2 separate regions of the Homo sapiens genome follow, and region 1 is linked to region 2. A link is a loop called in an ENCODE intact Hi-C map of the cell type or tissue named here. Cell type or tissue: PC-3. All regions are shown on one strand. Each heading gives the region's core, and the rest is flanking DNA. Links, peaks and the distances in the headings are about the cores only. Region 1 overlaps LOC102723436 (a long non-coding RNA gene). Region 2 overlaps TGFBR3 (transforming growth factor beta receptor 3).

Region 1 (16,316 bases), core at 4,019-12,018, 140 kb before region 2:
AGCCTCTAATCTGACTCTTCCATTAACTGTCAAACCTTCAACAGATAATTCTTTTAGCATCTGCTGTGCACACCAGTAAGTGCTGAAGATTCAAGGTGAACCCAAGACACAATCCCTGCCTTATGGGGTTTACAGCATTGTGTGGACATCCATCATTCACTCAGTCCTCACTGCACCAGAGACGACACTAAATGCTTCACTTGCATAATCTCACTTTTCTCAGTCATAACTGTCAGGTTGTCCCCACTTCATAGTTGAAGAAGCCATGGCTCAAAGACTTAAATAATTTTCCCAGGGTCATAGCTAATTGGTGGCACAGGCAGGAGGATTTAAGCCTAAGTCTGATTGCCTCAAAAATGTCTTAAACCACTCTGTAAAAGACTGTTCTTCATCACTGTATCTCCAATGCTCAGGACAGTGCCTGGTATGTATCACACAATCAACATTTGTGGAAGGAAGGAAGGATGTTGTTTTGAGCCGTCTCTTGGGCTCCACCCTTCAAATACAGAGCCACCTCAAACCCAGCCCTGAGGTTTCTCAGTACCTCTGGGCACCACATCTTCCTTCCTCACAGATCCCCCAGCCCCCACCCTACATCTGAGGCCCTCCCTAATTTATCCCTGCCTCTTAGGGGCAGCCAGCCAGACCAAGAATCCCTTCTTCATCTTGTCTGAGTATAATACATGTAAAGTTGATCCAAGCTTTCTACCTAGAAAACACACACACACATCCTGAAGCTTTATAATTTACACAGCAGTAATAAAAACGTTGAAGGAATTTAAGTAGATGGATGTGGCACAACCTCAGCTCTCCTGATGTTTTACAGACTGCCACACTATACCAGCTGCCTCCCACAATGGCTGTGAGGTGAGAACCTGAGGTGAGAACACACCCTTCCTTCAAGCTACTTCACACTGCCTCCTCAGCATAAACATAAGATTTTCCCTTTTCTATTCCTCTTAAGAGAAAAAGTATAATATAGGCCAGAGGAAAAGTATAATATAGGCCAGAGAAAAAATATAATATAGGCCACAGAGACTGACTTAAGTTTCTTGTGGCACAGATGAGGATTATACTGTGGCATTTCTCTTTTCTGTGACTGGGTGGGCCACGGTGAAATAAAGTCCTAAAATGTATTAAAACTGTTTAGACCACCTAAATTAGAATCCTTCATTTGTTAGGCCTTTCAGAAACATTTCTCGGGACTGCAAAATATATGGTAGGGATTCATTCCATTTTATAGATCAGCAAACTGAGACAGAAGGTGAGTGAGGGAATTGGAATCATACGAATGGTTATGGCAGGATACAGGGCACAGAGACTTTGGCACACTTTACTTTTTCCACTATACCACATACTGTCTCCTGAATTGAACATTTTCATCTTCTTTATTATAAAATGATTCAAATAAAATATATCTATATGTTTTCTTATTTCACTTTTTTTTTTTGGTCACTCTAGAACTGTAAGCATTGGGGGTACAGGGGAGGGATAGCATTAGGAGATACACCTAATGTTAAATGACGAGTTAATGGGTGCAGCACACCAACATGACACATGTATATATATGTGACAAACCTGCACGTTGTGCACATGTACCCTAAAACTTAAAGTATAATAATAATAAAAAAAGAACTGTAAGCATTTTTCAGACATTCACAATGGGAAATTTGAATGTTAAAGTTGGAGAGACTGCGGTTAATAGCTTGAATTTTAGAGTCAGGAAAACCTGTCTGTACTCAGGCAAGATAATTGATATGGTTTGGATCTGTCCCCACCAAATCTCATGTCGCGATGTAATCCCCAGTGTTGGAAGTGGGGCCTGGTGGGAGGTGATTGGATCATGGGGGTGGTCCTTCATGAATGATTTAGCACAATCTCCTGGTGCTGTTCTCATGATAGTGAGTGAGTTCTCACAAGTTCTGGTTGTTTACAAGCGTACAGCATCTCCCCCCTTCTCTCTCTCTTGCTCCTGCTCCCACCATGTAAGACAGGTCTGCTTCCCCTTTTCCTTCAGCCATGATTGTAAGTTACCTGAGGCCTCCCCAGAAGCCGAGCAGATGCCAGCATCATGCTTCCTGTACAGCCTGCAGAACCATGAGCCAATTAAACATTTTTTCTTTATAAATTACCCAGTCTCAGATATTTCTTTATAGCAATATTAGAATGGACTAATGCAGTAATTAACCTCAGTTTCCTGACAGGTAGATAGAAATTACTAATATGGCCCCCAGCGGCACATGTTCCAAGGAATTAAATGAGATGATATATGATAAGCACTTGGCAGAGTGCCTGGCGCATAGTAAGCACTAAATAAATGTTAGTTGTTGTAATTGTTACTAGAACTATTATGTGAGTCCCTCAGTTTCTCTGAAGAATCCTCCTTGTTTTGTGACCAGCAGTACTTGACCTTTATGGCCAAGATCCAGGCAATTTGTGTCTATTTTTTTCTTGACCTATTTTCTGGCTATAGCTTCTAGTTTCAAGATTGTAACCACATCCGTTTAGTCTTTACACTTATTTCAGACATGATATTTAAACAGATTTTAGTTGATTTTCTGAAGATAACATTAAGTCACAAAACAGACCCCCTACATGCTCTTAAAATCTGATAACTCAGTTCTACAATGCCCATGCCTCAGGGTCCAGAGAAGTTAGATCAGGAAGTGGAGGCACAAGCCCAAGAATTCATATTCCTTTTGAAAAGAGAATTTGCTTACTTTAGCTTCTAAAGCAATAATTGCATCTAGGGCATCAAACGATTGGAGACATATTGCAATAAAGGGGTTTAGTGTATACAAATTCTATTATATCAAAACTGTGTTCATCCCTGGGATTTTGTTGAGTCTAAAAAAGGTATTCTCCAGAAATAGACCTGCTCCCGTGTGACCACTTGAGAAAATTTAATTTAAAAAAGAGTCAAGATATTGATGCCAATTGACATTGGTTTTTCTTTGATGCAGAATGACAAATATGCCATCTTGTAGTTCTCATTTGAGACACATCCCAACTTGGCCATTCAGTATATTTACAAATCTATCTCAAAACAAAACGTTTGCTTTTTTATTCTTTTTTAGCCTCCTGGGATTATTTATTTATTCAATAAACATTTATGGAGCTCCTACTATGTGCTAGCCACTTGGAAACATGCTAGAGAGAGACATGAACAAAGTATTCCTTCCCCTATTCTAGTGAAGGGAGATGGCCAATAATCAAACAAACAAAATTCATAAACAAGAAAAGTATCAGAGAGTGGGAAGCACTACACAGAGAATTAGAATAGGGAGATTCAACAGACAGTAACTGGATGACTTCTTTATATCAAGCTGTCAGAAAGGTTCCCTAAGGAAGCAACATTTAAGCAGAGACATGTTTAACATTTGAGTAGAAGAGGCTTCCTGGAAGAGGAAAAATTCTGGATCCAAGGTTCTAGGACTTGAATAAACATGACATTCTGCCTCTGATCTCCTCAATTCTACCTCATTAAATTGTGAACTTCAGAGGGTCAAGAGCTGGATGATCCATTTTTATGATTAGAAAGTGATTCCTTCAATGAACCTACTACTTCTTCCTACATTCTTGTTAGAACTTTCTCAGCTATGAATCAGACTTTTCCAGGAAACTTCTACAGTCTTTACTTTGGTGACTACAACCACAATACTCAGTTGTTCCCAAGCAGAAAACTGAGGTTCATTCAAGACTTCAGTATTTGATCAAGATATTTTGCTTGGTAAGCTGGCTATTTTTTGATATAGTTTTATTTTCCCCATCTAGCTGGAATAAGATCATCAAAGTTGGTCATCTTACCTGACATAGCCTAGATATTTTCTTCTTCAGTACTAAACTTAGATGTCCCCACCTTTACAGAGTACATATTAGAGTAAGCAAGGCTAGGTTATAGCAAATAAGCCCCATAGTCCTTCTGTGGCTCTCCTCTAAGCAGTGACTTAGAGATCCTTATTGTTTTCATCTTATATTGCTGCCATCTGGATTCAGAGGTTACAACAGAAGGGAAAGAAAGTGGGAACATGGACAGTTGCACAGTGAATTTTATGGCCAGGCCTGAGAGTAGCATACATCATTTCTGCTCTATCCTATTGGATATCCAGTCATGTGGCCCCAACCTAAGGACTCCTAAGGGTGTCTGGGAAGTGTAGTTTCCCATGTGCTTGGGAAGTGATAGATGGCATGAAATTTGGCGACCCCCAAAGCTTTATCTCTGCTATAGGAAGCCACCCTTCTCTGTTATTCTCCTCTTCAGTCTGGGTTAGGTGCCCCTCTTCGACTGTAGCACAGTCTGATATATAATAGGCACTAAATATGTTTGTTGGTTAGATGAAATGAAAGATGGATTAATTGTAACCTAAGATCTTACGTCTATTAAAAGAGTGAACTAGAATTAATCAGTATTGAATTGGTTAATTAACAGAAAATTCTCTATTCATTCAAGGTATGCCTAAGAATTATAGGAAGAAATTGAAACTACACTGTTAAAAAATAGACTAGATTGGGGATCCCTAGGAAATTCCTTTTATTATTTCAACACACAACCTTAGTAGCCAAAGTCACTCCAACTCTCCTCCCCTCTGAGTCACTCTGGCAATCACTCTGTAGTTATTTCAAAGATTGGGAAATTTTCTGAAGGCAACATGGCCTGTCGATGGCATTGACTTTGGCTCCCCTCACCATCACTCTCATTGTTGCCATTAGCCCGTTTTTAAGGCCCTGAAGTTGGCTGCCCTTGAAATAAAGTGGGAAAACCTGCATTTGTGGGCCAGCTTGGTCCCCAGCCCAGTTCCCCAGCCAAAGAAAGTGAACAATCCTGTATTTGTGGCATCCTGAGCCTGCAGTGACCTTCCGGGCCAGCCAGGATGCCAGAGGGAATGCACATTCTCTGAAATGACAGTAGAGGAAGAACCAACCCATTGCCCCGGGACTAATGAATGGGTCCCTCTTTTCCCCCTGGGACAGCCTTAACAGGGCCACATGTAGGGCTTAACTCTTTTGTATCTTGAGCTTTATACATAGAGGCTGATCTGTCTTGTTTCTTAGCTGGAAATTAATTGGGCTGAAAATAGATAATTAGTTTTCAATGTTAACTGCAGTTATTTATTTATTTGAGTGATTATTTGATTAACGTATTTCTTTACCTTAATACTAGAGAGCAAGGACTATGTCTGCTTTGTTTTTCATTTTATTCCCTAGTAGTTAGCATAGTGCATGGCAGAGAGTAAGTTGTAGGGAAATATTTATTTACATGCAGAATGACTGTGGCAAACCTTGTCTCAAAGCTCAAGCTCTTATTTTGTTTTGTTTTAGCATTGTTTCCCCCGAGAGTGATCATTTCTGCTTCTTGTTATAAGTATAAAATACATTATCAAGTGGCTTCTGCTGTGTGTTTTTGACTCAGTGAATCCCAGAACCATCAAGACAGAGGCTGGGGATCAGCCCCTTCACCAGCTTTCAACTTTGGGCTGGTGGTGAAACCTCATTTTCAATTGCTTATGTATACATGTATCCTGAGTGTAATCAACAGGACTGCTCCACAAACCCAGGGGGTAAATACTGTCACATTTAGCTTCTTTACACAAAACAAGTAGCCTAAGTTCCCATGGTTTATCAGACTGTGGGATTAGCAGAAAGTCTAGCCTCTCCGTCTTGGGGCCCTCTGTCTCCCCATAACTTTTCCAAAATCCCAGAGGTTTACATAATTCAAAAAGAAGGGTCAGCCTGACTTTCACACTCCAGGGGGGGAAATGTTGCTGATCATTGCCACATGGCTGTGGAAAGTGCCCACTTGAGCCTTCAGATGATGTTAGTTCAAGGCTTTGCACAGGCTATTCAAGGTCTATCTGAGTCTGTTTGTGCTACAGTAACAAAATGCCTGAGCCTGGGTAGTTTATTATCAACAGAAATTTCTTTCTCACAATTCTGGAGGCTGGGAGTCCAAGATCAAGGCACTGGCAGGTTCAGTGTCTGGTTCCAAGATGGCACCTTCTTGCTTTATTCTCTGAAGGGGAGGAACAGTGTGTTTTCCCATGGGAGAAGAGTGGAAGAGCAACATGGACCGAAACTAGTTCCTCACACTCTTTTACAAGGCACTAATCCATTCATGAGGGCGGAGCTCTCCTGACTTAATCACTTCCCAAAAGGCCCCACCACTCAGTACCATCACATGGAGATTAAGCTTCAACACATGAATTTTGTAGGGAACGCATTCAAACCACAGCAAGGTCTCTTCAGGAAAATGATCAACCTTGTGTTCAGCTTGGCCAAGATGGCCCCTTGCTTAAGTTCCCAGAACTGCAGAAAGTTAGTTCTTAGTACTAACTTTCAGTCCCTTATGTGACCTTTCTGCAAAGATCCAGTCATCCAGAGGGGTGGCATCAGATTGTATCAGGCCGTCCAGCCCTATAGACCCCAAACTTCTGTATACTCTTCATCCCCTGGGACTATTACATTGCAGGTCTGACAACTTTTCCTATTCCATCTTTGAAACATAAAAAGTTCTCATTATTTCTCACTTCCAACAAATAGGGCTACCCACCGACTTCTTCATACTGGTCACCCGGATGGTCTCTAGGGGGCTCTATTGCCGTCAGGAGGAGGGAACTACTTGCAGTGCTTTAGGACAGTCTGTATTCCCAGACTTTCTGACACCTTTTTTAGTAGAGAAGAGAAGCTGGAGGGGGAGATGGAGAAGGAAGAATGAGGAGAACACTATAATAGAAGCTAAATATCGGCAGATCATTCTACTACACAGCTCTTCACACTGACTGTATAGGCAAATTTCCTGTTTATCCTGAGCAGAAGGCAGCCTTCCTTCTCTAAATTGTACCTACTCAAAAATTTAGGCTACAAACTTACAATCAGGAAGAAAACTGAAAGCTCTTCCTGTTGAGTCATCCGGCTTTAAAGTGCTGGATCTTTGCTGGACATTGTAGTAAATTAATTGAAAGTTTTGTGCAAAATATTATTTCAGGGGATGGGGTAGGCTCCTCGGATGAAACAGCAGTGTGTTTGTGAGGTCAAATTTTTGCTTCTTAGAATAAGAGTCACTTTGATTTTGGTGGGGCAGGATCACCCGTGGGAGGATAACTCATCCACACATATCAGACATGAATCCTTCAGTGAGAGATGGGGAGTGGGAGCAGAGTGGTCAGGGTATCCCTGTGAGGCAAGGGAGGGATCCTGACCTCTGGTGCACCTGACCTCTGGGGGACTGGCTCTTGGGTCCAACTCAAGGTTCCTTTTCAGGGCCTGTGGCATGTCCTCCAGGCCATACTGCCATCTTTAAAATACTGCCGGCACCTAGTTGTTACTGTCAGCACCTGGCTGTGGTAGGGGAGGACAGACACCGATGATTCACGAGGCGTGATCCAGAGCATTGTAACCATTAGTAGTAGGTGTGAAGGGAAATCATCAAACCATGTGAAGGTGGGAAAAGTTGTCACAAGTTGCAAATCTATAAGACAAAACTGTAAGACCAATGAAAATATTGAAAAAATTCACTGCACTCTATGAGGCTGCTGTGAGAAGCAAAAGAAGCAAGTGTAAAGCCTTCAGGTGTCACAGAAATAGGCCCCTGATCGTGCCTCAAACCATAAGACGTCAGAGCATGAAACACCAGTGAGGGAGAGTGATTGCGTTTCACAGATAAAGAGCCTATGAGCAAAACCAATCTTCCTTTCCTCTGAAGTGTGCCCCATTGCTGAATCATGCTGATGAGTTATCATGGTTTTCCTCCTGCATGATTTTCTTCTGTAATACTCATTTCAGAAGTTAAAAAAAAAACAACAAAACAAAACACAACAAAAAAACCTGCTACCTGTTTCTCTTTTTAATCCTGCATTTTAACAGACAGGCCAAGAGCAGGAGCAATTAGTCTCCCTGAGGATTTGCAAAGGGGAATTCCAATTGTGAGCGAGCTGTCATCCTTCTCCTTCAGTTGTTTAAATGTGATTCCATCTAATTCAGTTCCAGAGCAGGTGTTGAGCATCTTATGTGTGCAGACACTTACTAGGCACTGCTAGGATAGACTAGGACAGGCAGGATGCTGCCACTGCCCAGGTGGAGCACATCATCAAGCGGGGGCCACAGAGACATAGACAAATAGTTATCTGGAATTACAATGTGGAACAGAGGAGGGAGTGATAGATTTTATCTTAAAGGAGTTAGGGAAGGCTGTAGAGAGGGTGATGTGTGAGCTGGGTCTTCAAGGATGAGTTGGCCTTGTGGGCAAGACAAGAAATATCAAATAAGCTGAGTGGGAGCATAGAGGAAAGGCTAGGGTGCATAGAAGTGCATGGGGTAGAATGAGAGCCAGGATGTGTGTGGCTGGATGGAGGGTGAGGCCGATTTTAGAACAGTGATGTTCTAACAGGCAGGCAGGTTTAGGGTACAAAGGAGCTTGGATCCTTGCTCGGGACTTAGGCTTCAGGCAGAATTTCACTAGTACAGGCCAAAAGCTGGTGGCCCTGGAACGCAATGTGCAAGCAGCTCAGATTTCACAGGAGACTGCTTTAGGATGGAAGGTATTTCCTGGAGACCTTGCCACTGATGCCAGAAATTCCCAGCATTTCACTCACTCCTCAGAGGCCTCTGGAAATGTGCACATGCATGCTTCCTGAAAGGGGTAATACATTCACAAGCTGACCCCACTCTCCACGTGCTGAATGTCACTACCTAAAATCACTCACATTTCTGGAACTCAAAGGCAGGCTCTGGAGCTAGGCTACCTGCGTTCAAAGCCCAGCTCTACCACTTGCAGCCATGGAGCCTGGGGCAACCTACTTAACCTCAGAGGCCAGGTGACAGGGAGGCACCCACAAGTGAGGTGAGGCACACAGAGATGCCAGCAGCAGAGTGCAGAGAACGTGGGTGCAAATACATTCCTTTGCCCTCACACACCTTTTACCCTCACCAAGCCAATTCATAGCAGAATGCTCTAGAACAGTGTTGACCAACAGAAATATCACATAAACCATGGATGTAATTTAACATCTTTCTGGTAACTCAATTACAAAAAAAAAAAAATGGAAAGAAACAGTTGGAATTAACTCTTTTCCCAGAAAACGTTGTAAAGAGTAGCATGAAATTAACTTTAATAATATACGTGTTAACCAAATATATCCAAAATATTGTCATTTTAACGTGTACTTAACATTTTTAAAAATTAGTGAGATATTTTACATCTTCTTTTTGAGTACTAAGTCTCTAAAATCTGGTGTGTATTTTTTTTCTTACTGCATACCTCAATTTGTACTAGCCACATTTTAAGCTGCCATATTGAATAGCACAGCTCTAGTACAATGGCCCAAATGACTGTACTGAAATCATAACAATAGCTAATATTTCTTGACTACCAGCCAAGAGATCTTGGGCAAATTACTAACACTGTGCCTACAGTTTCCTTCTCTACAAAAAAGAAGTAATAATACAACCTAACTTATATTATTGTGAACATTAAACTGAGAGATACAGCTGAAGTCCTGAATAAGATTATTGTTTCTCTTTGCCTTTGCACATGTAATTTCCTCAGCCTGGAATGCCCTATCTTCTCCACCTGCAAATCCTTATTCATTCTTTTTATTTAATTTCAACTTTGCGAAGAACATTTTTATTGAAATATAAATCACATACCATAAAAATCACCCATTAAAGTGTCCAATTCAATGGCTTTGGTATACTCACAGAGTTATACAGTCATCACTATAGTCTAAGTCCAAAACATTTTTGTCACTCTCCATCCCCCTTCCCCCTCCCCAATCCTAGGCATCACGAATCTACTTTTTTTTTTTGCTTTTATTATTATTGATACATAATAGTTGTATGTATTTATGGGGTGCAGTGTGAAATTTAGATACATGTATGCAATGTGTAATGATCGAATCAGGATAATTAGCATATCCATCCATCACCTCAAACATTTATCACTTCTTTGTGTTGAGAACTTTCAAAATCTGCTCTTCTAGCTACTTAAACATATACAATAAATAGTTGTTAATTATACTCACCCTATATTGCTATTAGAACACTAGAACTTATTCCTCCTATCTAGCTGTATTTTTGTATCCATTAACCAATCTTTGGCTGTCTTCCCTCCCATCCTTCCCTTCCCCTTATTCATTCTTTAAGATCTTGTCCAAATGTCGCCTCCTCTGTGAAGCCTACCACCTTCCTTCTTAGGAAGCATCAGGTGTTCCTGGCTCTGGACCAACTCCTAATTTTGTTCAGACCTCTCTAACAGGGCTTCTTACCTTGCTTTGTGATTGTTTCCCTACCTGTCTTCCAGGATGAATCTGGAAGGGATTGCTGTATCTCATTCAAAGATACAGAATTTCCACTTTTTAATGTCTCTGAAATCAGGGTGCATTTATGTTACAATTGGCAGTGTTTTTTTTCTTTTTTTTTTTCATTGCTTGGTGAGACCAAACTAAAAAAGTAATGGCACAATGAGAGCATGTGGCATAGATTGGATGCGTGTTGGTATTTGTCTTTGTGTTCCCAGTCACTGAGCTCAATAAATGTAATAAATGTGTTGAATGTACTGACAACACTAGTAAAAGTTTACTGCAATTACCACACGTGTAAATTATTTGGCTGGCTGCCTCTCCTCTGCTCTGGATGGTAACCTCCCCAAGGGCAGAGACTGGGGGCCCTTTCATAGCAATGGGTTGGGCATCTCGTGAGAAGCCAAAATATAATACATGGTTTTTGAGGAAAATGTGCCCTTGAGTTGCAGGCAATGAAAGAAATCCCACCTTCCTCACTACAGCATGATTAGGCTTTAAAACTTCCTCCACCAAAATATCTGATTACTGCATTAGGAAGCAGAAGAGTCCAGCTAGAGTGCGGGATGAGAAATGTGCGGGCTGAGAAATGTGCGGGCTGAGAAATGTGCGGGCTGAGAAATGTGCGCTTGTGGGACCAGGAGACAGAGAGCATTTGCCCTCAAAGCTGCATGTTTCTTTGGAAACCCCATAGGGCTCCAAACAGATTATCTTTCAAAGAACTCATTACAAAGCAAAAAGGGCTTTTAAATTTCAAGTGTTTTAACAAAATCTTTTTTATCTAGAAGTTCCACTAATTGTGCTGTTTCTCTCCAGTTCATAAAATGATAAGCCAATAAACAGAATCATGCCAAGAAACTCTCTCATCAAGACAACTCCAACTATAAGCTGATACCAATCATTAGAGGGCTAAATATAATAATGCTTAGTCCAAAGAATGGGATGGAGGATGGAAAAATGGAGACCTTCTGGTTAGTGGTGAGCTCCAAGCTAGACCCTATCAGAAAGAAGGTATTTTAAAAGGCCCAAGTATGAAGTGTCTGGAATGTACATAGAGTTCCTATAAGCAAATATTGACTTTTAAATCTTTGAGATTATCTCAAAGCTGTTGTTTGAAGGTGCACCTTGATTTTTCCTTGATGAGTGGATTGGAGTTCCTGCCAAGTAACAAAAGGACTCAGTCTATTTGAGGGCTCTGGCCCAATTCAGACACACACAGACAGCATCCCCCAAACTACCACCATTCCTCCTTAGGGGAAATCATGTCTGCTCTGTCTTTAGTACCACAAACACCTTGATTAAACTAAGGATGTGTGGTTTTACTCCTCCTCACCACCCCTACCCGCCCCCACCCCTCCGCACCCGGCCCCTAGAAAAGAAAACCAATGCAGCTAAAGTAAATTGCTCCATGCCTCACCAAAATGTCAACCTGTCAGGTAGGCTCAGATTATCGTCCCAGGGTTAAGCCTGGCTAGATTTGGGCTGCAGGGGCTCCTGGGAGTACTGGCTAACTAGGCCCCTCTGAGGGCTCCTGCATCCTGTACTTGAAATCAATCACAAACCTTTAACTTCCTGCTTTCCATTCTCTTCCTTCTCTCTTCAAGTTCAGTTTAAATAAAATTACTCTGCTGAGAGATCTTTAAAAAAAAAAAACCAGACAAAAAAAAGCATCAGGCTGGGCACAGTGGCTCATGCCTGTAATCCCAGCACTTTGGGAGGCCAGCGCAGGAGGTTCACTTGATGCCAGGAGTTTGAGACCTGCCTGGACAACATAAGGAGACTCTATCTCTACAAAAAATTTAAAAATTAGCTGGGTGTGGTGGCACATGCCTGTAGTCCCAGCTACATGAGAGTCTGAGGTAGGAGGATCACTTGAGCCTGAGAGGTCAAGGCTTCAGTGAGCCATGATCACAGCTCTGCACTCCAGCCCGGGTGACAGAGCGAGATCTGTTATCAGAAAAAAAAAAAAAAAAAAAAAAAAAGGCCGGGCGTGGTGGCTCACGCCTGTAATCCTAGCACTTTGGGAGGCCGAGGCAGGCGGATCACGAGGTCAGGAGATCGAGACCATCTTGGCTAACACGGTGAAACCCCATCTCTACTAAAAAAATACAAAAAATTAGCCGGGCATAGTGGCGGGCGCCTGTAGTCCCAGCCACTCAGGAGGCTGAGGCAGGAGAATGGCGTGAACCTGGGAGGCGGAGCTTGCAGTGAGCCGAGATCGCGCCACTGCACTCCAGCCTGGGTGACAGAGCGAGACTCCGTCTCAAAAAAAAAAAAAAAAAAACAAAACCAAACCAAAACAAAACAAAACAAAAAAAAAAAAACAAAAAAAAACCCCATCAAGTAGAAACACCCCTCACCAGGTCCTTCTTACAGATACTCCCACCCCTTTCCTTCCATATCAATGTGTGCCCTTACCTAGCTTCTTTCTGGAGAAGATGCTTGCAGTCTGTTTCAAACTCTCCTAATTATGGCTCCTAATGGGTTAGGTAGCTAAGAGCCATATTAATGTGATGTTATTCAGCACATGCCTTGCCATTCCTCTTGCTTGACTCTGATAATCGTTTGCAGCTCCCATTCAGGAGGCATCCACAGTTCCTTGGAGAAGAAAAACACAACAGTTTCAATACGGTAGGTCCTATAGCAGAGGGACGAGCGTATGAGGGGAGAAAGAGGAGCTCTTAACTCTGTCTACTTAGTAGCTACCCATCCAGTGCTTGCTATGGACTCACCCTACTTGGCCTTGGGCAGCCCTCTCTTAACCAGCCCTCTTGACCAATTCCTTTCCCTTTATTTCAGCTGAAACAAAGCTGGGATTTTTTCCCCCTCAAATAATTGTACTGAAATTAAGGAGGAAGCTAAGGAGGAGCAATACAAAAACACAGAAGTAGATGAATTTACAGAGTCACAGATTTCTTATCTGACAGAACTTCCTGGGGATTCAGCTTCCTTCCCCACACTCGCACTCTCCATGAAAAAGACCCCGACCCTTTGTGTACAGTAAGATAAACACATTTCCAAAGGGGATGGGCCCCTCACTTGTGGAGATAGTTCTCTCCCTTTATCCTGGCCCACCCCTTCAGCCAAGGTCCTGAGACTAATTTAAGTAGAACATGATCAACATTAATCCTACACAACTTTAAAAAAAAAAACAAACCAATATGAACCCAAACTGAGGAACATGCAATAAATAACTGATTTGTAATCATCAAACACATAAACATCATGAAAGTAAAGGAAAGAGAGAGCTGTTTCAAAATGACAGAGACTAGAGATGTCTCTGTCAAACAAAAATGCAATGCATGAATCTAAAATGGATACTTTTGCTTTAAAGGACATTATCAGTAAAGGTTGAATGGGGTCCAAAGATTAAAAGGTAGAATTGTACCAACATTAATTTCCTGATTTTGATAGTTGTATTGCAGTTACATGGGCGAATGTCATTGTTTATGGGAATACACACTAACATATCCACTGGTGATGGGACATTTGAGAGCAACTTGCTCTCAAATGGTGTAGAAAAAATATGTTCTTTGTACTATAGTTTAAATTTGAGATTGTTTTAAAACAACAACAAGCTACTCTGAATCCAACAACCTAATTTTCAGGAATCTAATCCAAACATATATTGTTGAAAAAAAGGTAACCGACTAGTATTATTTTTTGCCAGCAAAGGTGAAATAACTCCAATGTTCACCATAAAGGGACTGGTTGAGTCCCATCATATACACACATTAGAAAAGGGAAGAAAAAGTATCTGTATATACCACTATGGAATGATTTTCAAGATATAATAAGCTAAATAAATAAAGTAGAGAAAATTGTCTATATATACGTATATATATATATATCTGAGAAAAGGAAACGTATGTGTGTAGTGCATTTAAAAAAACAAAAAGAAGAATAAATAATAAAATTTTAAAGTCAATGATTACTTTTAACAGACAGGAGGAAATAATGGAGGAGATCTGAATAGAAGCCACACTAAATATGTTTTGGTAGATTTGACTTTGGAACCACGTAAATATTTTTTGTAATTACCAAAAAATTATATTTTAAAAAAGGAATTCCAGAAAATAAAATGAAATAAATTATCCTAAACATGAATATAGTTTGCACAGCCACACAGAGGGGAATTATTCCATGAGACTTAAACCTTCAACTTGACTGCAAGTCCCTATATACAATAGGGACAATAACTACATAAACAAAAACCACTTAAACTCTTTTCAGGAATTATATTGTTGGGGAAAATGTTGGTAGTTTTTCTGAGATGCGCATGTGTGTGTGTTTTATGATAGAACAAATGCATAATTATGTAATAATCTATAATTCCCAGTGTCTTTAAAAATGAAGATTCTCAACTTTGAGAGAAAGGAAATATAGGATTGAAGACATTAAGCAAAATCCCTGCAATTCTGAATTTGAATTGGAAATATCAATATGAACTGATGTTGGATGTTATCTTAAGACATAAACATATTTCCTAGTTCTGTCTACCAAAAAGGCCTAGCACCAATGGCTGCCTAGTTAGCATACAGCACCCCCAGGGCCCAGAGTGAGCTCCAGAAATGCCATTTCTCACTAAAAGGAACAAGGATTCTTTGGATAGATGGTTGGTTACACATTTAGAACAGGAAATGTACAAGATGTGCCTGGAATACCTTGTCATAGTAGATAGCAAGGAAGTTATCAAAAACTACCAGAATTGTATCAAAAGACTAAAGAGCCAACTTAGATTCCCACTGGCCAAAGATGAGGTAATTTGAAAATCAATGACAGTAATTGCAATAGACTAAAATGCATCAAATACGTTTAAATCATGAGTTCATGATGATTCTAAAAGATAATAATTGGCCACCCTTGAAGGTGGCTAGTGAATCCTTTTTTTAAGAATACTGGTAAATAAGAAAAAAAAATTGAGCATTTGTCCTGCCTTTTCTATATGAACAATTGTACTGGGTAACCAAGTAACAGAAAAGGAGAAGTTCCTCTTCTCTTTATGGAAGTATTACAGTTAAAAATGAAAAAGGAATGGTTGAATTAGAATACCACCATTACCATTTTGCAATTTCTAATGAATTAATGGATCTAGAAATTGATCATTAACAGCTGCTAGTATCACAAAAGAGAGAAACCAAATATTACATACTTCCTGATGGAAGAATATGCCACCATCTATGAAGCAATCTTACCAAAAAATTTTTAAAAGACCAAACCTGAAGCATATCAAGCCCAAGATCCAACTACCAATTTACAGAAAGAACAGAGAACAGAGCAACAAGTAAAATGACACCACAGGGTTGCAGTCAGAAAACTCCAGACTGTGAGAAAATCTACATGACCAACAGTCTGGTTTCTTCAAGGGTACTAAAAGAGAGAAAGAGAGTGGGAGAGAGAGTGGAATCTATAGATCAAAAGAAACATAATGAGACACAGCAACCAATCACAACGTGTGGGCCTTATTTGGATCCTGAATCAAATAAGGACACTTTTTAAAAGGAATTATGACATTTATGAGAAATTAATATTTGAACACTGGCTGGATATTTGATGAGATTAAGGATTTGTTGTTATTTTTTAAATGTGATTATGGTATTGTGCCTTTAAAAAAATTAGTTCTCTTTTAGATGTTCATACATAACTGCTTACAGAGAAAATTATATGATGTCTGGAATTTGCTTCCAAATAATGCAAATGAGGTGACAGAAGTGAGTGGGGGTGTGTGTAAAACAATGTTAACCATGAGTTCATAACTGTTGAAGTTGAGTGATAAGCACTGTTTTAGATGTTTGAAATCTTGCGTATTCATCTACCTGTGTACATACTTAGAATTTTCCATAATACACAGTTTAAAAATAATACCAACCCTGTACCAGGAACTAGGCTGGCATTGACACACCTAAGCCATGAATTGGCATCACAGAAAAACACTGTCAGAACTTTTCCTTCATGACTTACACATGTGGGAAGGGAGAGGAACTTGGTGGCAACGCCCTTAACTCTCCTCTGACTTGATGAATA
Region 2 (16,316 bases), core at 6,138-14,137:
GAAACTGAAGGTTCCAGAAATGATCAACACCAGGCACATTTGAGGGCAAGAGTACCACATTCAAAAGGGGGGGATTCGGCAAACATATATTAATACGTATTTTGGCTCACCTGGGCTTCTTTTGCTCAGCCTAAAAGGAGATAAAGCCAGATGGCCTTGCCTCATCTAGCAACAGTGAAACTCTGAATCAAGAAAGTAGGGTTCCAGTCCTACTTTGTAACAAATTTGTCTCCTGCAGAATTTGCCATGCGCTTCACTATTTGCATTCGGGAAAAGCGCCAGGATTATACCCTGGCCGGGAAGTCTGGATATTTGCTTTCCGGTGTCTATTTGCCAAATATAATTTGTTGCCATGTCAGTTTATTTTTATCAGTGCCCATTATAATGGTCTTTCAACAGCCAGTCCTATACCTTTCAAGCAGGAGGCAAAAAAACATATTTTATGGAAGCCTGAAGAGCTAAAGAGGAAAGATCCAATGATGAGGTATCAGGGATTCATCAATAAAATGGCCCAGTCAGATCATCTTAAAGAAGTTCACAATCAATACATCCCACCCACAGCTTAGAATTTCCTCATTCTTTTTTTTTCCTCATTCTTAAATAATCCTATATTAATATTCTCAGATGATACTGCACCCATGAAACAAGAATAGAACTTTTTTTAAAAGAAAAGAAATTCACAGGAAAAAAGTTATTAGAATTAAAAAAGTTATTGGAATTAAAAAATTTGAAGCCAGTATTAAAAACTCAGTAAAAAACTGAAAGATAAAGATGAGACAATCTCCCAGAAAATAAAGAAAGCAGACACATGGAAAACAGGAAAGAAAGGAAAATTAAAGGACAAGAGGTTCAACTTTCAAATAAAATGATTTCTAAAATGAGAGAAAACAGAAAAAAGGGGGTGAGAAAAAAATAAATCATTCTTAAAAATCTCAGTACTGAAAGATATGAGTTTCTAAACTGAAAGGGCCCAATTAGTGACCAGCATAATGTATAAACATACACCTAACTCAAGAGATATCATTGTAAAATTTCTTCCAGAAAGAAAAAACAGGTTATATACAAAAGGGATCAGGAATCTGCACAGCTCTGAACTTCTCAACAGCAATCCTCAGAGCTAGAAGACAATGAGGAGGGCTTTCAAAAGTCCGAAGGAAAAAGTGTCTATAATCTAACATTCTGTACCTTGCCAAACTGTCTACCAGGTGTTTCTGTTAAATGAGGATATTTTCAGACATGCAAGGTGTGAAAAACATTTGCGTCCTCTGTACGCTTTAAACCAGGAAGAAGAAAGGCAGGAGATACATGACACAGGACATCCACAACTCAAAAGAGAAGTGAAGGGAATGCACAGAATGGTAGCGAAGAAGATCATAGGAAGACAGCAGTGTCCAGAAATGGAGGGAACCGGTTCAGACAGGAGCAGGTCAGAGGCTCCAGGAAAGAGCTGAAGAAAAGGAATCAGTAGAACATTCCATATGTCTCAATGTATTAAAAGGAGATTGAGACAGCTGGCAGGGTCAGCAGAAGAATTAATGATAAATACATAGAAAATTAAGCTGATGACTGAGGAAGGAGAATGGCAGGAACCTGAGAGGCGGAGCTTGCAGTGAGCCAAGATTGCGCCATTGCACTCCAGCCCGGGTGACAGAGCGAGACTCCGTCTCAAAACAAAAAAAAGAAAAAAAAGAAAAGAAAATTAAGCTAATGGGGTAGGGTGGGGAAAGATAATAATTAATTCTAGGGAAAATTAAAAGTCATGCAGGATATTATACTACATGAGTTAACTGTGATTAGCATTTAGGTAGTCATAATAATGTAAACAGTAAATGCTGCTCTAACCAAAATGTCAGTATATTTCTATTAAGAGGATGGTGGGGGAAGGGGACATTTTCCATAACAGGAGGTCTAGAGCAAAGGTGTAAACCTGCAAAGTCAAAAAGCAGCAATATACTCAGGTTATTTAGAAGTATGGATTAACATCCAAAAGGATGAGCTAAGCGCCAAAAATAATGCTCTGGGGAGTGAGAAAAGAAGGTAAGGACAGTAGGGGTGTGATTTTTTTTTCATAATGAGTCTTGTAGGATTATTTCAACCTTTAAACTATTTGCATGTACTACTTTGATGAAGCTAAAAAGTTTTACTAGAAAATAAAAATAAAAGCATTTGTTCCTCCCTTCAAGAAAAAAACAGATAAGATTTTGCATGTGACTTTAGGGACCTTCATGGACTAGAAGTTAGGGACCCCTGAACTAGGTAGGGTTCCTAGGAGCATGAACATTCTATGGTTCCAGCACCATTTCAGCCCCCAAGCACCCCTCCTCTCTACAGCATCTTAGGAGAGAATGTAAGTTTTAGGAATGGAGTTTTCCAAACAGAATTAATCCAGCCTTAAGGGAATATCTCTTATTGTGCCCAGAGTTGTCATATGATAAAGTGGGAACCCAGTCTTTGTAGAGTAACACACATTCCAGGTATGTAAGTAGATATCCACAATCCAAATTTGTGACTTGGTTTTGTGCTCCGTGCTGCACATGGAATGGAAAGCGTAAACAAAGGAAAAGTTATTCAAATTAAGGATTGTTTTTCACACAGAGGCAGATGCTATCTGAACCCCCAAATACAGCATATACGATCTGTGAGTTCCACAGCTTCAATCACTGTTGAAATTGAACGGACTGAGTCAGTATTTGTATCCTGGCTCTCCCCATTGCCCACTGCATTATAATCTTCCTTATTAATCTAAATTGCTGCTAGCTGACCCAGGTAACAAACTGAAGGGGTTCTGGAAAAGAACTATCATGTGGTCCTGAAGTGAGTCTTCTTCATGCTTGTATGATGCTGGTATTCCTCAAGAGCAATCTATAAAATGAACCAGAGGCTACAGTTTTTAATAAAAAGTAATTTTGAAGCTGTCTCATAAGTCATGCCAATGGATTTTAAGCCCAAATGACAGTGTCTATAAACCTTTTACCTTCTGAATCAGTGTAATTCATTTTGCTGGAAAGCATCACAGGAGGGAGGTCTTTGGTTTCATTTTTCTTAAATTTACTTACAAACCTATTTCTACATTAACAGTACTTGAAAGGCCCTCCTGAAGTCTCTGGCTTGGGGGAAAAAGGATCAGTAACAACAGACTTCCAAATTCAATGAGGATGAATACATGCCATACCACCAAGTTTTGCTTTTTATCAGGTTTGTGTGCTTGGCTGTGGGTAACAGTCTGGATTATTGGGGGGATTTCAGTGGGGCATGTTCCAGTAGTGAGTATTATCTGGTTGCCCTATATTCTGCCTGGACCTGGCTTCCTGGCCCAAGATTAGCTATGAGAGTGCAGCTGTGTGACCAAGGCCAGTCAGTGGCTGAGCAGGCACATGGTAAACATCTGTGGGTGACCCAGTCTTCTTGGAGGACTTTCAAACTCACTCCCAACAGCCAACACAGGCTGCCAACAGCCCTAGAACCTCTCAGCCAGGCAGGAGGTTGGAAAAGTTGCAAAGAACTGTTAGCTTGAGATCTGAACATGTCGGTATTCCTGCGACAAAATTACTTACTTTAAAATGCTGCTCTGCTAAATTCTGTCTTTCTGGTCCTTTTATAAACTGTTCATGAGGGAGAATCCTCCTAAACTGATTCACAGATGGTTATATAATACTCCAGAATCATGACACTGGAGTCTTATTTATTTTGAGACAACTTCTCTCTCTGTCGCCCAGGCTGGAGTGCAGTGGCACCATCACAGCTCACTTCAGCCTCAACCTCCCAGGTTCAAGCGATCCCCACCTCAGCCAGCTGGGACAAGAGATGCACACCACCACGCCATGCTAGTTTTTGTGTTTTTTTGTAGAGACATGGTTTCACTATGTTGCCCAGGCTGGTCTTGAACTCCTGGGCTCAAGTGATCCTCCCGCCCCTGCCTCCCAAAATGCTAGGATTATGAGAAGTCATTTTTTAATCTTTCACGTAAACATACTTTACTCAAAGTATCCTGACTAGGAACAAGCATTTGAGGACTCAAAGTCTCTCTATTCAAGTCTTCTACATTTTTGCCAAGAGGTTGCCTTTTGGGTGAATGTCCCATGCTAGGCATGAAAGAGTCCATTCCTCTCCTTCTGGCGTAATCTAAAATACCTCAGGCAGGAGATGTAGTATTTAAAGTGAAAATTCTGATTTGAATCTGACACTTTTAACTATCAGAGGATCACTGTGTCATGCTTTTATTCTCAACAGCTTGACGTTTTGTCTAGCAATCAAGAGGGTAAAGATATGACTCTCCAAAATATCCTTCAGTACTTCCTTCCTCTTTAAATCAGCCATCCTTTCAGCTTGGCCCAAGGGGAAGCCAAAGATCATGGCATTCATTGGTTTAATGGACAATTAATGAAATTATAAACAGAGAAGCTGGGCCTGCCACTTGCCTCTGACGGATCAATCTAGCACAGTTTATCTAGGTTCACAGTATAAAACTACAAGGATCCAAGAACAAACAAGAACAAGACCGATTTTATACATTCTAGTTCTCCAGAATGCCGCAAAATGCATGTCACTCCTGCCCATAGTTGAAAGGAAACTAAGAAAGAATCAATAGCAGGACAATCCATTTGTTCTTTCTCCATTGCACTAAAGACTCCCTTTGCTGGCCTGCATTCTGTATTGGGGTCAGAACAGGTTCTCTCATCAGGCTAGTATGTTTCAACCTTGGGATTGGTAGGGAGGAGCACATCTGAATTTTGAAGATTGAGGGATAATAGCTTGAAAATGAAGTGCTCTGTTTCATCACTTTTTTTTTTTTTTTCAGTTCATGGAAATCTATTTAGAAAATTTAACTTTATAGAAAAACATGAAAATTTTATGTTTTATCAAAGAAGACATAGCATGGGTTAAAAAAAGGTTGAGAAAATCTGGTTTAAGTCATTGATTAAGGACTCTGATGGACAGTGCTCAATACCTTGGCAGGTGTGGTAATAAAATCTTGGCTTTCTTTTTCACTTCCTCTCATGTATATGCCTATCCTTAAGTCTTTGGTTTTGACGGAATGGTTTGTATTTCTGTACGTTGTCTGCATTAACCTTAAACTCTAACAACAAAGTAGCTTTATTAGCGGCTAAATTTCACCAACATCACAATCGCAATTAGCACAGTTTAAACCTTCCTTTTCTTTCCACTGTTTATGGCAAATTATACTTTTGTGAAACCCAATTTATACCAAATATGTAAATGTAAAAATAGTAGGAATGAACTTTCTCTTTCATTCGTTATTTCATCCAACAAAACACTGAGTGTCTATTGTGTGGCAGGAACACAAGCTGTTCACCAACTCTTACTCAACAGTCACACTAACCTGTGTGAGAATAGATGTACCACAAGGCCCCCGTCAGGAGTGCTCCGATCACAAAGGCTGCAAACGCAATGCCCATCACGGTTAGGGTGTCCAGACCATGGAAAATTGCTATAAAGGAGAGAAACCGATACACACAACTTTTTGGTTAGTCTGCATCATGCATTGCAATTTTATATTTGTTTCACAAGCACTGTCATAAAGGTTGAGCACTAATAAAATCGGAGAATGCAATGAAGATTCCAATAAAATACACTGTATTTTGTAACTTGCAAATTTTTTTCAAAGGTTAAATGAAATTATCAGGTTTCCAAAGTATTCTCAGTTTGCAATTTATTTTGATCAACAAACTAACTAAAAAATCAGATTTGCAAACTCAGTAAAATCTTGTCTGTCATCTCATTGTCTCACTCTAAGGACCTACTATTTGAATGGAGGGTAGCTTGAAAATTCACAGGTTAAGATGCTTTGGAAAATAAAGTGAACTTCCATGATCAAAATCTGGCTTACTGCTGCTTATTCACTGAACATCTCCAAAAATGACACACTGCACAGAAAACACACACCTTAGAATACTTTATACACATATTTTTGTGAACATTTACAAGTATGAAAGATAACAGAAAGAAAGGAGAATATAGAATAAAAATAAACTATTCCTGTGGATTATAACATTTCACCGATCTCCTCATATTAAACTCTTAATCTTAACAGCTTCATATTGTATCATTTAAAACAACCTACTTTTTAACACTTTTCCAACCATGATCTTTCTATAAGGGGAACGGAAATACTTCCCAGTGGGGAGTGATGTCAGTTTTATGGTCAGCAAAACATATAAATAGAACCAATTGTTTCTCCATTTGGCAAAGGTTTTTATATTTGAAATTAATTCCAGGCCCCAGAAATAGAACATTTCCTTTCATTTAAGAGAACTACCTTCTTTGAGTCACTTATAAAAAGTTAAAATTGGTTTCCAAGGGGGAGGAGTTTTAGGTAGAATACAATTTCTAAGGTCTCTGGGTTTTGAATATAAGTGGGAAATACAGGATCTCCCCACTATTATCATATTATTTCTACTTTCTGCTCCAGTCAGAAGCAACTCCAGTGATCTCTGTATAAATTAAATCCCTGCCTTTCAACTCACTTCAGTGTAAAGAAAGCTATTTTTTTTTTACATTGAAGACTGCCATACACTCCTGTGACCTTTGGGCAGCCCAGCACTCCAAAGGCTCGGGGAAAGTATGCTGTGGTGGAACAAGTCTGGAAGGATCCGAACTCCCAAGTTCTGGTCCCCACTCTTCTAGACCTGTGCTCTTTGGTGTGTTCATTTACCTTCTGAAAAATGCGGATAGCTTTAGTCACCTGCTGAAGTCAGGTGGAGGAAGAGGTGGGAAGAGCTCCCTGGAGGTGAAGTTGAACCGAGCCATCAACCTATTTAATCTAGTCCTTAAAACTGATATTAGAAGATGATTTGCCTTTTTATACCCACAGATGCAAAAATTGAACATGATTACAAGTTTTTAATGAAACTATTCTAAATCTCCAAAGATAGATATGTGTCCATATGTGCCTCTGTTTGAGTTCATATTGTTCCATAATTTAAAAAAAATAATCCACTTAAGACAATGGTTTATGAAGTGCTTTGTGAAAGGAACTTTCCAGACTGATTGTTAAATGTAGTGAATCAGCCACGGAGACTAATCCTGGGAATCTTAGGAAAGGAAAAAAAGCACAGATTCACAAATTCTCCTCACAAGACAACATTATCTAGAAGAGCTCTGGGTGGACAGCTGGGAAGTCCAGGTTGAAGTCCTGCCTCAATGCCAATGAGGCAGGAATATTTCTGGGTCAGCATTTTCTTCTGCATAAAATAATGAAATTGGCCTAGACAATTTCCAAGTCCTTATTCTGCAGCAATTGGTGTTGCTTTCTCTTTCATTCTTACATGCTCTTCCTGGGGCCCCCAGCCCTTGCACTACGGATTGTCTTGAAAGTATAGCAATGAGTTCCCTTAGCATTACGCCTCTGAGCAGATAAATATTGTTGATAAGACTTAAAGCAAACCACTTCCATGGCTGTATGTGAATTCTTGCAGGTTAGAGCAGACATAAGCATGCAAGTCATTAACTTGTCTCTCTAAATAAGTTACTACCTTCCCATTCAAGCCATACATGCCAATGGATCAACAAATTAATATTTTAAAGTGGTAAAGGTGAAAGGGAAAAAGAAAGCAGGGATAAACAAAGGACAGAGGAAAGGAAAAAATATGAGCAAAAAGGGGAAAGGGGAAGGGGGAAGGGGGAATGAGAGCAGAAGTCTCCTTATCAAAACTCAAAGTTTGGCAAATGTTCACTAACCAACTCATTCTTAGGAAAGCCCAGGAGGTTTTATTTCGAAATAGTTGCATAAAGACTTACGTGGAGAAATTGGATTTGGTTCCTTCATGCTTGGACCTTTTTCTGAAACAAAAACATAAATCACAATGTATTCTATGGAGAACCAAGATTTAAGCAAAGGGTCATCAAAGTCTCAGCAGAAACTGACACTTTTCCATTTGGTAATAAATACTGTGAGAAAGCTCTGTCAATGATCCTCTTTAGATATCAAAACTATAATGAGTTACCCAGAAATTTTAAGCATTGCATTTTGTTGACAATCAGTTGCATAGGCTCTCCAATTTGAAGAAAATTTGAAGGCAAACACCTAAACTTAGGGAATTTGGGTCCGACAATTTGTGTGTGTGTTTGTGTATATCTTTTTATTTACTTACAAAAAAATTCAATACCTTTAAGTACCATGCTTTTCCAGTGTAGTCTAATATTATTCTGCTTTCAAAATATTCTTTTTTTTTTTTTTTTTTTGAGGGTCTCACTTTGTTGCTCAGGCTGGAGGGCAGTGGCGCCCTCAGCTCACTGCAGCCTCCGCCTCCCAGGCAATCCTTCCATTTTAGCCTCCCGAGTAGCTGGAACTACAAGCATGTGCCACCACACCAGCTAATTTTTATATTTCTTGTAAAGACAGGATTTCACCACATTGCCCTGGCTGGTCTCTAACTCATGGGCTCAAGCAATCCATCCATCTGCCTCGACCTCCCAAAGGCCGAGGGACTATAGGCGCGAGCCACTGCGCCCAGCCTTCAAAATATTCTTTTAATTTAATATACACATTTTCTAAAAGTATCTTTGTTCTCCTAGCCTTAGTGCTATTATCCTATAGTTTAACTCCCCTTCATTGCTCATCAGGATTATCACAGAGGCCCCCTTATCTCCACCACTACCCTCCCCCCAATTATTTCCTCCTCCACATTTGCCCCCAGAGTGAATATTCTAGAGCCCAGAGCTGATCATGTTATAACCCTGACTAAACCCCTTGATGACTCTCCTTCCTTTATAGGGAAAAAAATCCACACTCTTTAACATGGCACACAAAGTTCTCCCTCCCTTCTCTATCCTCTCTCTCCAGCCTCCTTTCCTGATGGAGTCCTTCACCCATGGTGGGCTCCCCATACTTAGTAATTTAAGCTTCCCAAATTCTCTATGCTGCTCTTTGTCATCATGCTTTGCAAGCCATCCCAAGACACCCTCCTCCCCAGACCTGCTTTGTTGGCATTTTCTCTGGGGGACCTTTGCTGAGTCTCCCACTGTTCCATCTCCATCCCAGCAGAGCTAGTCTCTCCCACCCTTGCTCATTCCATCCCTCCTCTGTTACACTTGGGCCACAATACCTCCTAGTTCTCTCTCTCTTTTTCTCTTTCTTTTGCTTTTTTTTTTTTTTTTTTTTTTTGCTGTGAGGGCAAGGTCTAGTTCTCAGTCATCTGTATATCCCCAAGGGCTCAGACTGGCATAGAATAGGTCTTCCAGAAATGTTTGGTGAAGGATGATTAAAATGTTAATGTACTTTTTGCAAATGGAGGCCACAGAGGAAACCAGCAATCAGACTATGAAGACGTTCATATGCAGTTTGCACCAGTGCCATGAAGAAGGCAGAAAAAAATTTTGTATCACTGTTTTGGAAATGAGCAGCCTGAGACTCTGATATCGTGTGACTAGAGCCCAAGGTCACAGCTGGAAAGCATCAGGGCAGAAGTTGAATCAGAATTCCAGAGTTCTGCCTAGCAGGCTAAATGACTGGTGAGCGTAGCTCTGTCCCTAGCTGGGGAAGCACTGATGAAGTAACTATTTGTGCACAGCTACTCATTATCCTCAGCAGTGAGGCTGAGACCAGCGGTTGAGATATTATGGTCCACCACCTATTTTTGTATGGCCCATGAGCTAAGAATGAATTTTATATTTTGAAATGATTTTTTAAAAATCAAAAAAGGATATTTCATGACGTGAAAATTATATGAAATTCAAATTGACTCCATAAATGAAGTTTTATATGGATGCAGCTATGCTTATTTACATACTGTCTATGGCTGCTTTCATGCTGTAACAGCAGCGTTGAGTTGTTGAGACAGGGATTGTATGAGCCACAAATAAAAAATAATCACTATCTGGTCCCTTACAGAAAAAGTGTGCTGAGTCCTGCTACAGACCTTGACCCTACTCTTTGGAGTTTAAAAGTGATACATGTTTAGCACCTCTCTTTTCATCTCCATTTTCATTCACCACAGAAGGAACACACACCTTATGTCTGAATTCACAGGGAAGCAAAAAGAACTTGGGAAAATGTGACCCAAACAAGCAGCATCTGAATTGATGTCTATAAAAATAAAGAAGCTAGACAGGATAAAAGAAAACAGAATTGTAAATTCTCAGGATTAACCATCTCCGATGGGTGGGTCAACATTCTGGCCACATGAGTTATCAATGTCTGGCTCTAGGGGAAGGAATGCTACTGGATGAATCAGAGCCACCACAATTGAATGGTGCCCCCTGGAGTTGTGCAACATAGTGGCCCTGGAATGAGGATATATGCAAAAGTATACTTAAATACAATTACTAAGAAAATAAAAATGATTGTATGTTTTTAAGAAAATCTAATTCAGTATGCAGAACACACACTAATTACGCTAACTACAGAATGCACTACCCTGGGAGCTGGGTCCCATCAGCCTCATTGGCACCAATAACAACAATGATGCCTTACATTTGTACATTTGTATGGTGTTTTGCAATAGACAAAAAGCCTTCGGCCTTCACTTATATTGTCTCATTTTAAACTCCCAAGAACTCTATGAAGGAAGAGTATCTACCCACAAACTTCTCCTTTCAAGACGTAGTATTTGATTCCCTGAACTAAGTTCAAAGGCATTTAAAGGTTGCTACAAGATGCATCATGTAAGAAATATACACACTTCTGGGAATAATTCCATCCAATCAACCACCCATGGTTAAACTTTCTCACTCAGAATCCCCAAGCGGTTGAAAAATTATGACTCTCTCCTAAGGAGACCTCCCATGTAAGAGTTTAAGTTTTATAGTAAGGCCTGTGTGATGGATGGCATTGTTTTAAAATTCTTAATGGATTTCTGTTATGATCTAATCCTTTACCCCCACCCCAAATAGGAGCCTTCTCACAGAGCTAAACAGAAACAGTTGTTGTTCATTTCCCCTGGGTGAAGTCTCTTCGTGATTTCTGAGCACAAACAATAACAAGCAGAAGCTGCAGAACTGAGGTTAAAGAATTCTATCCTCGAACTTTTCTCTTCCCGAATCCCTAAGAACCCCTGAGTATAACTAAAATGGCTTGATCTCCACCGGAACCCTACCATCGAGTTGGCATGCTGAGAGGAAAAGAGTGGACTCAACAATATTTACTTTTGGTTTAAGGATAAGATTAAGATTATAAGAAAGGAATCTTAGCTATTGCTGTAAAGAGAACTGTAACAATAAAGATTTCTTTACAGAAAGGACAAACTATAATCAATGTTCTGAATTAAATCTTTTCATATACGCTGAGCAAATTTTGGTCTACCTCTAGAACCAAAATTCCCCTCTTCAGATTGTTCAGCATGGTTTTCATAAACGGGATATTTCTGGGGTTATGCATGAGTAACTGACCACAGCTTTTGGCCTTTAGTGCTCAATTTGGTACTAGGCACCATAGGACGGAGTGGGCCCACAGTGAAACAAGACGTCCAACTGGTACCCACATCTATTGGCATTTGGCAAAGAGAAGAATGGGGAGAGGAAGATTCCTCCTGGAGACTCAGGAGGTCTTTGTGCAGGCCCCATTTAAGACAGAGTTTTTACTAACTTAACGTCACTGTAACTGAACCCTTTTTCTGGATTCTTTCAATATTTATGATATTCATTGCAATTACTTGTTCACTTATCTGTATCCTGCCACTAGACCAGTGTGTCTCACGTGGTGGGTGATTTTTATTCCAGGGGACATTTGGAAACGTCTAGAGACATTTTGAATGGTTACAACTGGGCTGGTGGTGGGAGGGTGTTGCTACTAGCATGTAGTGGGTAGAGACCAGGGACACTGCTTAACATCCTGTAACACACAGGCAGCCCCCCAACTACAAAGGGTATTCCAGCCCAAACACTGATTGTACTGAGATTGAGAAACTTTGCACTAGGCTGTAAAGGCCTTAAAGACAAGATAATTTGTCCACTATACACCTACCATATTTTTTTGAATAAATAACCACAAATATCACGTATATTTTATTCTTGAGTACTTTCCCCAGCAATGCAACCTTCACACCATTTTCAGAGTAGCCTTCCTAAATGACCTAATCGCCGGGCGCGGTGGCTCACACCTGTAATCCCAGCACTTTGGGAGGCCGAGACGGGCGGATCACAAGGTCAGGAGATCAAGACCATCCTGGCTAACACTGTGAAACCCCGTCTCTACTAAAAATACAAAAAATAAAATAAAATAAAATAAAAATAAATGACCTAATCATCAGTTTCCTGCTTGAGATCTTCTGATGGTTCTTAACTTTTAGAGGTACATACTGGAATATGTATGGATGAAATTAAATTAAATGTCTGGGTTTCCTTCAAAACAATCCAGTGGATGACAGAAAGTGATAAAACAAGATTCACCATAAATTGGCAATTGTTGAGACTTATTCTATTTTTGTATATATTTGAAATTTTTCAAAATAAAAAGGTTTTAAAATGTAAAATACTGGCCGGGAGCGGTGGCTCAGGCCTGTAATCCCAGCACTTTGGGAAGCCGATGCAGGCAGATCACCTGAGGTCAGGAGTTTGAGACAAGCCTGGCCAACATGGTGAAACCCTGTATCTATTAAAAATACAAAAATTAGCTGGGCGTGGTGGCAGGCACCTATAATCCCAGCTACTTAGGAGGCTGAGGCAGGAGAATCACTTGAACCCAGGAGGCGGAGGTTGCAGTGAGCCGAGATTGCGCCACTGCACTCCAGCCTGGGTGACAGAATGAAACTCCTTCTCAAAATTAAATAAATAAATAATGTAAAATACACGATGTTAAAAAAAAAAATATGATATCCCTCCTTCCCTTCTTGGATAGAGAATGAATGCCCTGGTCTGTCAATTAAGCATTTCTACCATCTTTCCACTCAGTTTCCCCTCACCTCGACCTCAGCTCGAGGACAAAACCTGGCTGGTCCTTTAGAGTATTTTTATTCTGGAAAGATCAAATGTGTTCCAAAAAGTAATGCCTCTCTTGGATCAACTTCCAACTGACGTTCACAACTTTCCCTTCCTCAACCCTCCCTTCCCAAAAAACCTCTAGTTTGCTGAGAGGTTGAGAGGAAGGGGAGGAAATTAACATTTACTGAGTATCCAAGATATGCAGGCATTTTTATTTTTTAAAGTTAGGTGGTGAAAATACGGAGAAAATTCAGTATCTCAAACATTTAACTTGCTAAGAATTAAACACATCTATAGGTATGTAAATCACGGCAAATTTTGGAATGATATTTATTGCTCCTGATGACATCCACATCCATGCTCTTCTGTGTATGTGCACTGTTTCAGAGAAATGGTTACTCCTCTCTTTCACAATTTAAAAAAAATCATCACCGACGTGGTGTAATCATTTTTACTGTATAAGCCCAAGTGTTCTCAAATGCTGTAAAAAGCGGTCACAGAATCCAAGGCAAACAGCACTAATATGCCTATACTTCAAAATTTCAGAAAATAGGGTAGGATGGCACCACCTCAACTATTTTAAATGTTTTGTCATAAACCATAATATGCATAAACTATTTATGTTCTCTGGGCTTTCTGAGTTACTACTGAAAATCACAGAACTTCTCCTGAACTTTAATACTCTGCTAAACAGGTTACACATTTCCCAACATCTTAATCCTTTGGGTGAACAGACATTTTTCCTAAAATCCTTCATCTTCCTTTTAGTTCATAATCATTAGGGTATTTGGGGTGTTACCTTGAATACTAATGTGATATGGTATGAAAAGGGAGAAGAGGGCCAGGTGCAGTGGCTCATGCCTATAATCCCAGCACTTTGGGAGGCCGAGGTGGATGGATCATCTCAGGTCAGGAGTTCAAGACCAGCCTGTGCAACATGGTGAAACCCCATCTCTACTAAAAATACAAGAATTAGCTGGGTGTGGTGGCAGGTGCCTGTAATCCTAGCTACTCGGGAGGCTGAGGCAGGAGAAGCGCTTGAACCCAGGAGGTGGAGGTTGCAGTGAGCCGAGATTGCGCCACTGCACTCCAGTCTGGGTGACAGAGTGAGACTTTGTCTCAAAAAAAAAAAAAAAAGAAAGAAAGAAAGAAAGAAAAGGGAGAAGTGGGGCAGGAAGAGGGGTGTGAAGACATAGATGCACATGATTCTAGTTTTCAGTAAAAACTAGAATCAACCTCCATCTGGAATAAGGCATAGGGTTTAAGAGCACAGGCTCTGGAATCACAGTGCCTGAATTTGAATCCCAGATCCACCATTTATATGTTGTGTGCCCTTGGCCAAGTTATCACTATACAGAGGTGCTATGAGGATAAAATATAATAATCCACATAAAGCATTTAGCACAGAGCCTTGCACAAAGTAAATGCTCAACAAATGTTAGATCATCATCCTCATCTCCATCACTATCATCACCATCAGCTTTAAACTTTCATCTATTGTTAAAAATTTAAATGGTAAAAGAACGCTAACCCAACACTGATTCCCAAGGGACTTAGAGATCAAAAGTGGCAAAGATGTGCTCAGGAAGGTTCCATTAAAAACAGTGGCCCAGAGGAGGAATCCAGAAACATTTTTATAGTCTTGATTGCCTACTTTCCTGTCCACAGAAGAAACACTAAAGTATGTCAATGCTATTGGCAGTGGTGGCCACAGAGCAGCTCTCTGCCCAGCTGTGAAGTTGCCAACCAGAGCCTTTATCTGCTGTCCCAGAAAATCCAAGTGTTGAAAAATAAGATGAACCAAATGACCAGAGAGAGCTGGAGTTTTGGCATGGCCTTCAAAGAGCACCTGTGTAGTAAAAGCACAGTGAAGCGTCCCATTGGTTAGGAAATTTTTACCCAAAAAGTCACAGATTCTACAATAAAGAGACATAAAGCTGTCTGACAGGAAGGACATTCGTGACCTGTTATTATTCAAATAAACCAATGCAATTAGGCAAATGGTCACAGTCTCTTTTCTTTTTTTTTTTTTTTTTGAGACAGAGTTTTGCTCTGTCCCCCAGGCTGGAGTACAGTGGCGCGATCTTGGCTCACTGCAACCTCTGCTTCCCAGGTTTAGGCAATTCTCTGCCTCAGCCTAAAGAGTAGCTGGGATTACAGGCGTGTGCCATGACGCCTGGCTAATTTTTTTGGTTTTTTTTTTAGGTAGAGACAGGGTTTCACCATGTTGGCCAGGCTGGTCTTGAACTCCTGACCTTGTGATCCACTCGCCTCGGCCTCCCAAAGTGCTGGGATTACAGGCGTGAGCCACTGCGCCCAGCCCACAGTCTCTTTTCAAATGACTATTCCAATTCACCTTGAGGCAGAAAGCACAGACTCCAGTGGTCTGCATTGAGGATAAATGATTTAGAGTCAAAAGAAAATAAACTTAAAAGGTGAGAGGAGTCACACACAGCTGAAACCTGCCAGAAAACTTACCCCAGTAAGCGCAAAGTTAGAAAGCAAATTTGCATACAGCCCCTGGGAAGCTGGCCTACAGTTTAACCGCCTCAATTTATTTAACAAACCTAAGTAATAAACTTTCTTCACCCACATGCTTCTCAACTAAAATCTAGTCTCAATTAGCAAATCTCATAAAATTGCTTTGATATTTGGTAAAACTTTCCTCTTGAACTTTTATACAAGAAAACATTGAACTTTCAGTACAATTATACTAAGTTTAAATAAAAGTAATTACCTAATTTGCAAGAGAAATTACTTAGAAAAATGTCACCAGGCTCAAAAGAAGAATGGATGAATTGCTGGAAGTTATACTGCGGCAATATTAATGCCTAATTATTGTCTGGCATGGGAAAAAGCAAGCCGCTGCCTTCAATTACTAGCAGAATTACCTCTCTCAAAATAGTTACGAGTAACAGATGGAATCCGAGGTAGCTGCTCTTATTGTTAAATTATCAGAGACATTTGAACCAGAGCAACTCTACCTTGAATAGGGCTGGGTAAAATGAGGCCGAGGCCTATTGTGCTGCATTCCCAGGAGTTTAGGCATTCTCAGTCACAGGATGGGAGAGAAGGTCACAAGATACAGGTCATAAAGACCCCGCTGATAAAGCAGGATGCAGTAAAGAAGCCAGCCGAAACTGGCCAAAAACCACCAAAACCAAGATGGCAATGACAGTGACCTCTGGTTGTCCTCACTGCTCATTATACACTAAGTATAATACATTAGCATGCTAAAAGACACTCTCACCAGCACCATGACAGTTGACAAATGTCATAGCAAAGCCTAGAGGTTACCCTATATGGTCTAAAAAGGGGAGGAACCCTAGTTCCGGGAATTGCCTGCCCCTTTCTAGGACAGCTCATGAATTACCCACCCCTTGTTTAGCATATGATCAACAAATAACCATAAAAATAGCAACCAGCAGCCTCTGGGGCTG

Evidence for each region. A loop is a pair of places that touch in the nucleus more often than their neighbours do. Peaks named below come from ENCODE experiments on the same cell type or tissue, not always from the same donor. Only the 100,000 strongest peaks of a DNase experiment are listed, where the experiment ranks them.
Region 1: a loop joins it to region 2, with 2.2 times the contacts of the local background. A loop is called at or near these places in 5 of 110 quality-filtered maps.

The regions. Positions count from the first base shown.
Region 1 is chr1:91,548,681-91,564,996 of GRCh38, forward strand. It overlaps LOC102723436 (a long non-coding RNA gene), which reads right to left. Exons shown (of 5, transcript XR_007066219.1): 3 at 12,711-12,890. Among named protein-coding and RNA genes, the nearest start is that of CDC7, 56 kb to the left of the region's middle. RefSeq lists an enhancer at 7,296-7,455. In PC-3, for the core only: no CTCF peak of the experiment used is centred there; a DNase peak (open chromatin) is centred at 7,661; H3K27ac peaks cover 1,718 bases.
Region 2 is chr1:91,690,331-91,706,646 of GRCh38, forward strand. It overlaps TGFBR3 (transforming growth factor beta receptor 3), which reads right to left. Exons shown (of 17, transcript NM_003243.5): 15 at 7,759-7,800; 16 at 5,342-5,449. Among named protein-coding and RNA genes, the nearest start is that of TGFBR3, 190 kb to the right of the region's middle. In PC-3, for the core only: a CTCF peak has its summit at 10,204 (motif pointing left); no DNase peak of the experiment used is centred there.